Linked DNA regions of Mus musculus: region 2 is linked to region 1. Evidence: chromatin loops called from intact Hi-C (ENCODE). Cell type or tissue: heart. All regions are shown on one strand. Links, peaks and the distances in the headings refer to the core of each region. The heading gives the core; the rest is flanking DNA. Region 1 holds the start of Gm35630 (a long non-coding RNA gene). Region 2 holds the start of Lcn10 (lipocalin 10).

Region 1 (2,902 bases), core at 129-2,628:
ACTCTATAGGGCCCTTGGTCCGACGGGTGCCATGAGGATCCTGGCCTAAAGACTCTCTCCTCTACTGCTTTTGATCACCTACAAGTCAAAAGTCCCTACAAGTGGGTCATGCGGAGAAGCAGAGAATAAACAACTTGTCTTTCAGTCTTTCCAATGTCCAAAAAACTGCTGTCAGTCTAAGTCCAAGAACATAGAACGAGATACCAACAAACACGGAGAAAAATAATCACCATACAGACAGCGCAACCCTGCCACAGGTGGGCGTCCAAGTTCAAGAACACAGAGAAAGACAATCAACACACAGTTTGCCCCTTCAAAGGCCCCAGTTACAGACACCAGGTGCTCCTGCCCATAAGGCAGGAGCCAGATCAACCAGTTATAGCAAGGCTCACTGCCACCGATATTGTCTTGCCAGTTCCAGAAGGAGCAGAGGCTTCCAGGCTCCCTCCAGGTTAAGGTACGTCTGTCCATCACACTTGACCACACTGCACCAGACACCATAGGCTCTCTGAGCCTCCCAACGCTTGCAAGATAAAGTTCAAACAGACTGACAGACTCAAACTTTGACGAACAGAAAGACAAACAGGAACCATGGTAAAGGCTTGAGACCTCTGATTCACCGCTCCAGTGTGTTCCCACAAGGAGTCATTTCCCCACCAATGCACCCTGAGTGATACCCTGAGTGAGCCACGTGGAGCCAGAATCGATGCAAAAGGCAATACATTTTTATGGTCAGTTATTATTTAACATCTAGTACCTGTTCTTTTTGTGACTCTTCAAAACATAAATTTAAACTATTTTAATTCTTTTTATTTAAAGCTTTCTAAAACAACATACCAAAGCCCACTTCTGATGACACACGTGTAGCCATGTGAAATTTTATTGTTGGGAAAGTTTTTATCCATCAATACTATCTTGTAAATGATTTATAAAATGAAGCGCTGGCTTCCCTGGAGATAAGGTCATGGCTAGTGCCCCCATCCCAAGGGATGCTCTTGTACCCATTATTCTCGCTTAAGATCTTAGCCTAGGCCATCAGGAACATCTCATAAGTAAGAAAAAGAATAAAAGAAGATAGAACAGATAAATTGCCATGAGAACTATGGCTGAATATTTTGCTCCGGGCAGGAGTCCCACAACCCGTTCCAGGAGACTTCCTTCCTTAGAAGTTCTCACCTGTCTGTCGAACTTTTCATACAAATTCTACCGGGGTTGGTGTTCCAAACTTCCTCCTCACCAAGGAAAATGTTGAACCGAAACAATATTGACACTGTGGTTATAGTGAGTCAGGAGGCCATCTGCCAACTACCCAACGTCCCTTCCTGAGAGGACACAGGAAGACCTCCCCAGATTTTGTCAGCATGGATATTCTTGTGGCATCCTGCTGACAGGGATGCTGAGTACAGGAAACAGACAGGATGGAGGACCACATGCCATGGGCCTCTGTGAGCCATGCAATATGGCACTTCATGAGGTATAACAAGGGCCAGGGTACCTCTTACCACCACCCAGAGCCAGACCAAAGGCCTTTGCACAGAAGCCCAGGAAAACTACTCAGCCTAAAGGACACTTTGCTCCTCCAGCCACCAGCACCCTCTTCTGGCATGAAAGAAAAAGGCAGCGCCTGCTATAGGCCTCTAGCTCTCTTTCTGGAATCCCCATTCCTCCCTCCCACCTCCTAACTCTCCATGAACTGTGTGCCTTGGATCTTTGAGAAATGCCATAATTGTGGTTGCTTGAGCCACAGTGGGAATTCTGTGAGGCCTGCCTTAGAAGTATATCTATATACTTCTCCAGGAGTATCTTGTGATCACCCTCAACAGGGGGAAGACCTCCCAAGACCAGGTCATAAAGGGTCTGGCAACCACTTATTGGTAGCCAGGAATCACAAAAACAAGAAAGCACTACAGTCCTTCTCCCTGTCCAGGGCCTTGACCAACTTGAGTCACAGGCAGCTCTTGCCACTCACTACACTGCTGGACTATAACATCTACCACCAAGGCCCCTCTGCCCAGGGCCAGAGCCAGGCTGGCTGAAGGATAGTGTTACAAACTGTGCTATCATGGGTCCTTGGACAAGGCCTTAGCACCCTGCCTGCATTCGGGGATGGTCTGCCGAGAGCTGAGCATCAGGAGACGAGTTTGAGAGTAGGCCAGCAGACCTGGAGTCCACACTAGACAGGCACAGGATAAGCTCCACCAAGGAAGGCCATGTGAGGACACACTGGGAGGTGAGCAGCTGTAGAAGCCAACCCAGGCAACCGTTGAGCTTTTCCCTGCCTCCTCGAGAACCACGAGGAACAGAGGCCTGCTGCCGGAGGTGCCTAACAGCCAGATTCCCTTGTGGTCCCCCAAGGAAGATTGCAAGGAGCATTCAAAGCCAGCCTAAGATACACAGGATGTTCAAGGCCAGCCTGAGCAACTTAGTAAGACCATGTCTCACAATAAGAGATAAAAAGAGTCAAGGCTGTAGCTCAATGGAACAAAGCTTGCATAGCTTGCACAAGGCCCTGGGTTCAATCCCACATTACCACAAAAACAGATAAAAAAGAAAATGGAAGTCAGGAGGTGGTGGTACACATCTCTAATCACAGCATTAGGGAGGCAGAGGCAGGCAGAGCTCTGAGTTTGATGCCAGCTTGATCTACCGAGCAAGTTCTAAGACAGACGGGGCTACACAGAGAAACCCTGTATCAAAAAAAAAAAAAAAAAGCAAATATAAAATTTTAAAACAAATGAAAGAAAAATCTAACTTGCTAAGACTACCAGCTACAGGACTGGGATGCAGCCTAGTCTGTAAAGTGCTTGCAAGCGTGAGAACTGCTCCCCAGAGCCCACGTAACAAAAGCCAAGATGGAATCAGGGAGGAGGCTCATGGGCAGGGAGCTGGCCAGAAAGTCTGC
Region 2 (2,835 bases), core at 1-2,500, 49 kb before region 1:
CACTTGGAGGGCTGCATCCTGATCTTCCGTGCTCCCTCTCACTGTCATTCTGTTCCTACAGTCTACTGTAGCCCATCCCTGGGCACAGCCAAGCCCACTGCTTGCTAAACACTCCTCTGCTCTGCTCTTTTCACAGATCCCCCTCTGTAGCCCAGGCTTGTGCCCTCCTTTCCATCATGTCACCTCCATCTACCCTCCCTAGTACTTTCCCTAACACTCCCTCGTCCATCAGCTCCAGCCACCCAATCCTAATGCTCCATTTCCCAGAGCTCGGAACTCACACTCCACATCCCTACCTCCGCTTAGGCAACACCCCAACACTCATACATAGGCTGTCTCATACTGCAGCTCCTGCATCTAGACCCCTCCTGGTGAGGGTCTCCAGTCGACTTACCCCACTGCCACCACCTCCAGCCCTACTCACAGCAAGCTCCACTTCTCCAGCCCCTTTCAGACCACCCTTCACCAACCATCCCCCACTCCGGGTTAGCCAGCCTTGTCTTCCCTTCACCCTCCCCCACCTCTATGTCTCTGGTCCCCGAGCACACTCATCATGCCTCTGACACCCAAAGATGATTCTACACATGGTACTCACTGAAAAGCAGCAGGCTCTTGTAGTTGCTGCCTCCACGCCCCAGGCGGAGGTATACCAGGCCGTACGTGTAGTCCGTGGACAGCACATGGAAGCCCTTTACTCCCTTGACTTCAAGAGAAGCGCCAGTGGTCACCGAGGCCTGCCCATCCGTGCCCACCCACAGGATAGAGCCCTCACTGACCTCACTTCCCAGGCCAGGTCATTCAAAGGAATTCAGGCAGCTCTGGAACCACGGCCAGCCTGCTCACCCACCCTGGGTGTCTGGCCGACCTGCTTATTTCCGTGGCGCAGACATCCTACTCACGGGTATTCCTGAACACAGGTCTCTTCCTGTCCTTCTTCAGAGTCACCTCCCTGGACTGGCAGCCCCGAGGCCTGGAGGACAGATACTGTGAGCTGCAGCCAGAGGGCTCTTCTTAACCACTGGCTGCCACTTTCTACAGCCAACTTCTCCCAGTCTACTTGCCCTTTGTCCTTAGATCCCGGGGATGGGAGGTGGAGAGGCAAGATGGCCAGTCTGGAGGAGAATCTTCTCATTTGGGCAAAGGCCTGCCCAGAGCTGAGAGATTCACTCCCAACTCCCTCTCCCTTCCACTCACTATTTCTCCCCAAATCACTCCTTTGGGTTTTAGGGGACAAAGAGGTAGTGGAAGCACCTAACAAGGCTACTCTCAGAACTCCACAGTTTCCGCTTCCCCGGCTAACCTGCAAAGGTGTACCAGGATCACTCCCACATCACACCCGCTCACCTGCTGAAGGCGATGACCACCCTGAGCTGGCCTGTTTTGTGCACCTTGACCACAGATGCCCCCAGCTTCCTCTTGTCTCTAGCCGGTAGGAACCCCTGGGTGTCTGTGGCGATGGCAATAATGTACCAGAAGCCTGAAAACTGTCGAGGCATGGGGGAAGGATAGTGTGAGCTGCTACACCATGATGCCTGTTCAAGCTCCCAGACAGAGCCGGTAAGTGATTCTTTCCCAAGCCCCAGAGCTCATCTGTATCTACAGGGGAGTTCTACCCTGTCCCTGACTAGAATGAAGAGGATCCAGTGCTTGGCTGGTCAGATACCCCAGAGGCTGAAGCCTGGGCTGGGTCCACCCTACCCACCTCAGAGGCCCCTTCCCTCTTGGCCTCCCTGTGACACAAGTACTCAGTCCTTCCATTTGCCCCTGAGCCACTAGCCACCAGCTCGTCCCTGTGGCAAATCCCTTGCTCCTAAGAACTCTGTGACTGTGCTATTCACACTGAGACCCACAGTCCTGCTTCAGGACACATCGACTGCTTGGCTCTGCTGCTCCTCTTACAGCCTCAGCTCCTTTGTGGAGGTGTCTGTGAAGGGTCCCAGGGCTGGGGCCATGGTGGGAGAGAATAGGTAACCAACCTGGCCGGCCTCAACAGCTACCATGCTCTGCCCTCCTGCTGGGGACATTACCTCAGATGGTCTCATAGCTAGAGTTGGTCCTTGCAGTCTTTAACCCTAGCACCTAATAAAAATACCAAGGGGTGTGTGGCTCACCTTGCTCCAGTTGAGAGTCTGGGCCTCCTTAGGGAAAAACTCCTGCGTCCAGGACACCACAGCCAGGGCTAGAGCTATGGATAGGGCCATCTCTAACTTCATCCTTAGCTCGGGCAGGTCAGTTTAAACCTGTATCTCACTGTATCTGTCCTGTTGTAGGGTGGGTGGGTCCTCAAGCTCAGGCTGCTTCGATGGGTGGGGAGGAGGTGGGCAGGTGTGGCTTCAGGCTGTGCCCCTCCTTCTGAGAACTTCAGCAGGGCCATTTTTGGCTGCAGCAGACACTGGCTGCCTGGGAGGCCCCTGAAGATGGACACCTCATTGTTCTCAGAAGCCATATGGAGGCTGCTCCTCATATCCCTCACTACTAAAGGGCTAGAAGTACACACACCTGCATACTACTACAGCCTGGAAGGCCTCACCTACCCCTGGTGCCTTGGGACTCTCATAACCCAGGTGATAGGCAGAAGCCTAGAGTGTCTGAGACGAGCTTCTTGGGCATTTATGCACACAGAACAGCAGGGAGGGAAGCAGTAGCAGCTAGGCATAAGCTTTGGGACTCCCTTCCCAAGGCTATATATAGAGTCTGAGGGGATAGTGATGCTCTTCCAGGGCAGGGAAGAGATGGGGAGGTGCATTCGTGTGTGCACAAGCTTTGACCCCCTTACCCCACCCTACCCACATGTGTTACTTTCTAGTAAATGACATCATTCCACCATTTCCAGAC

The links. Peaks named below come from ENCODE experiments on the same cell type or tissue, not always from the same donor. Only the 100,000 strongest peaks of a DNase experiment are listed, where the experiment ranks them.
Region 2: it touches region 1 in a loop (2.0-fold over the local background); 3 of 42 quality-filtered maps call a loop at or near these places.

What each region holds. Positions count from the first base shown.
Region 1 is chr2:25,632,953-25,635,854 of GRCm38, reverse strand. It overlaps Gm35630 (a long non-coding RNA gene), which reads right to left and starts at 711. Exons shown (of 4, transcript XR_866052.2): 1 at 231-711. It also overlaps a transcript of Fcna not described here. In heart, for the core only: a CTCF peak has its summit at 1,603 (motif pointing left); no DNase peak of the experiment used is centred there.
Region 2 is chr2:25,682,164-25,684,998 of GRCm38, reverse strand. It overlaps Lcn10 (lipocalin 10), which reads right to left and starts at 2,273. Exons shown (of 6, transcript NM_178036.4): 1 at 2,112-2,273; 2 at 1,345-1,484; 3 at 900-970; 4 at 596-703. The coding sequence starts at 2,213. In heart, for the core only: a CTCF peak has its summit at 1,006; no DNase peak of the experiment used is centred there; H3K27me3 peaks cover 1,048 bases.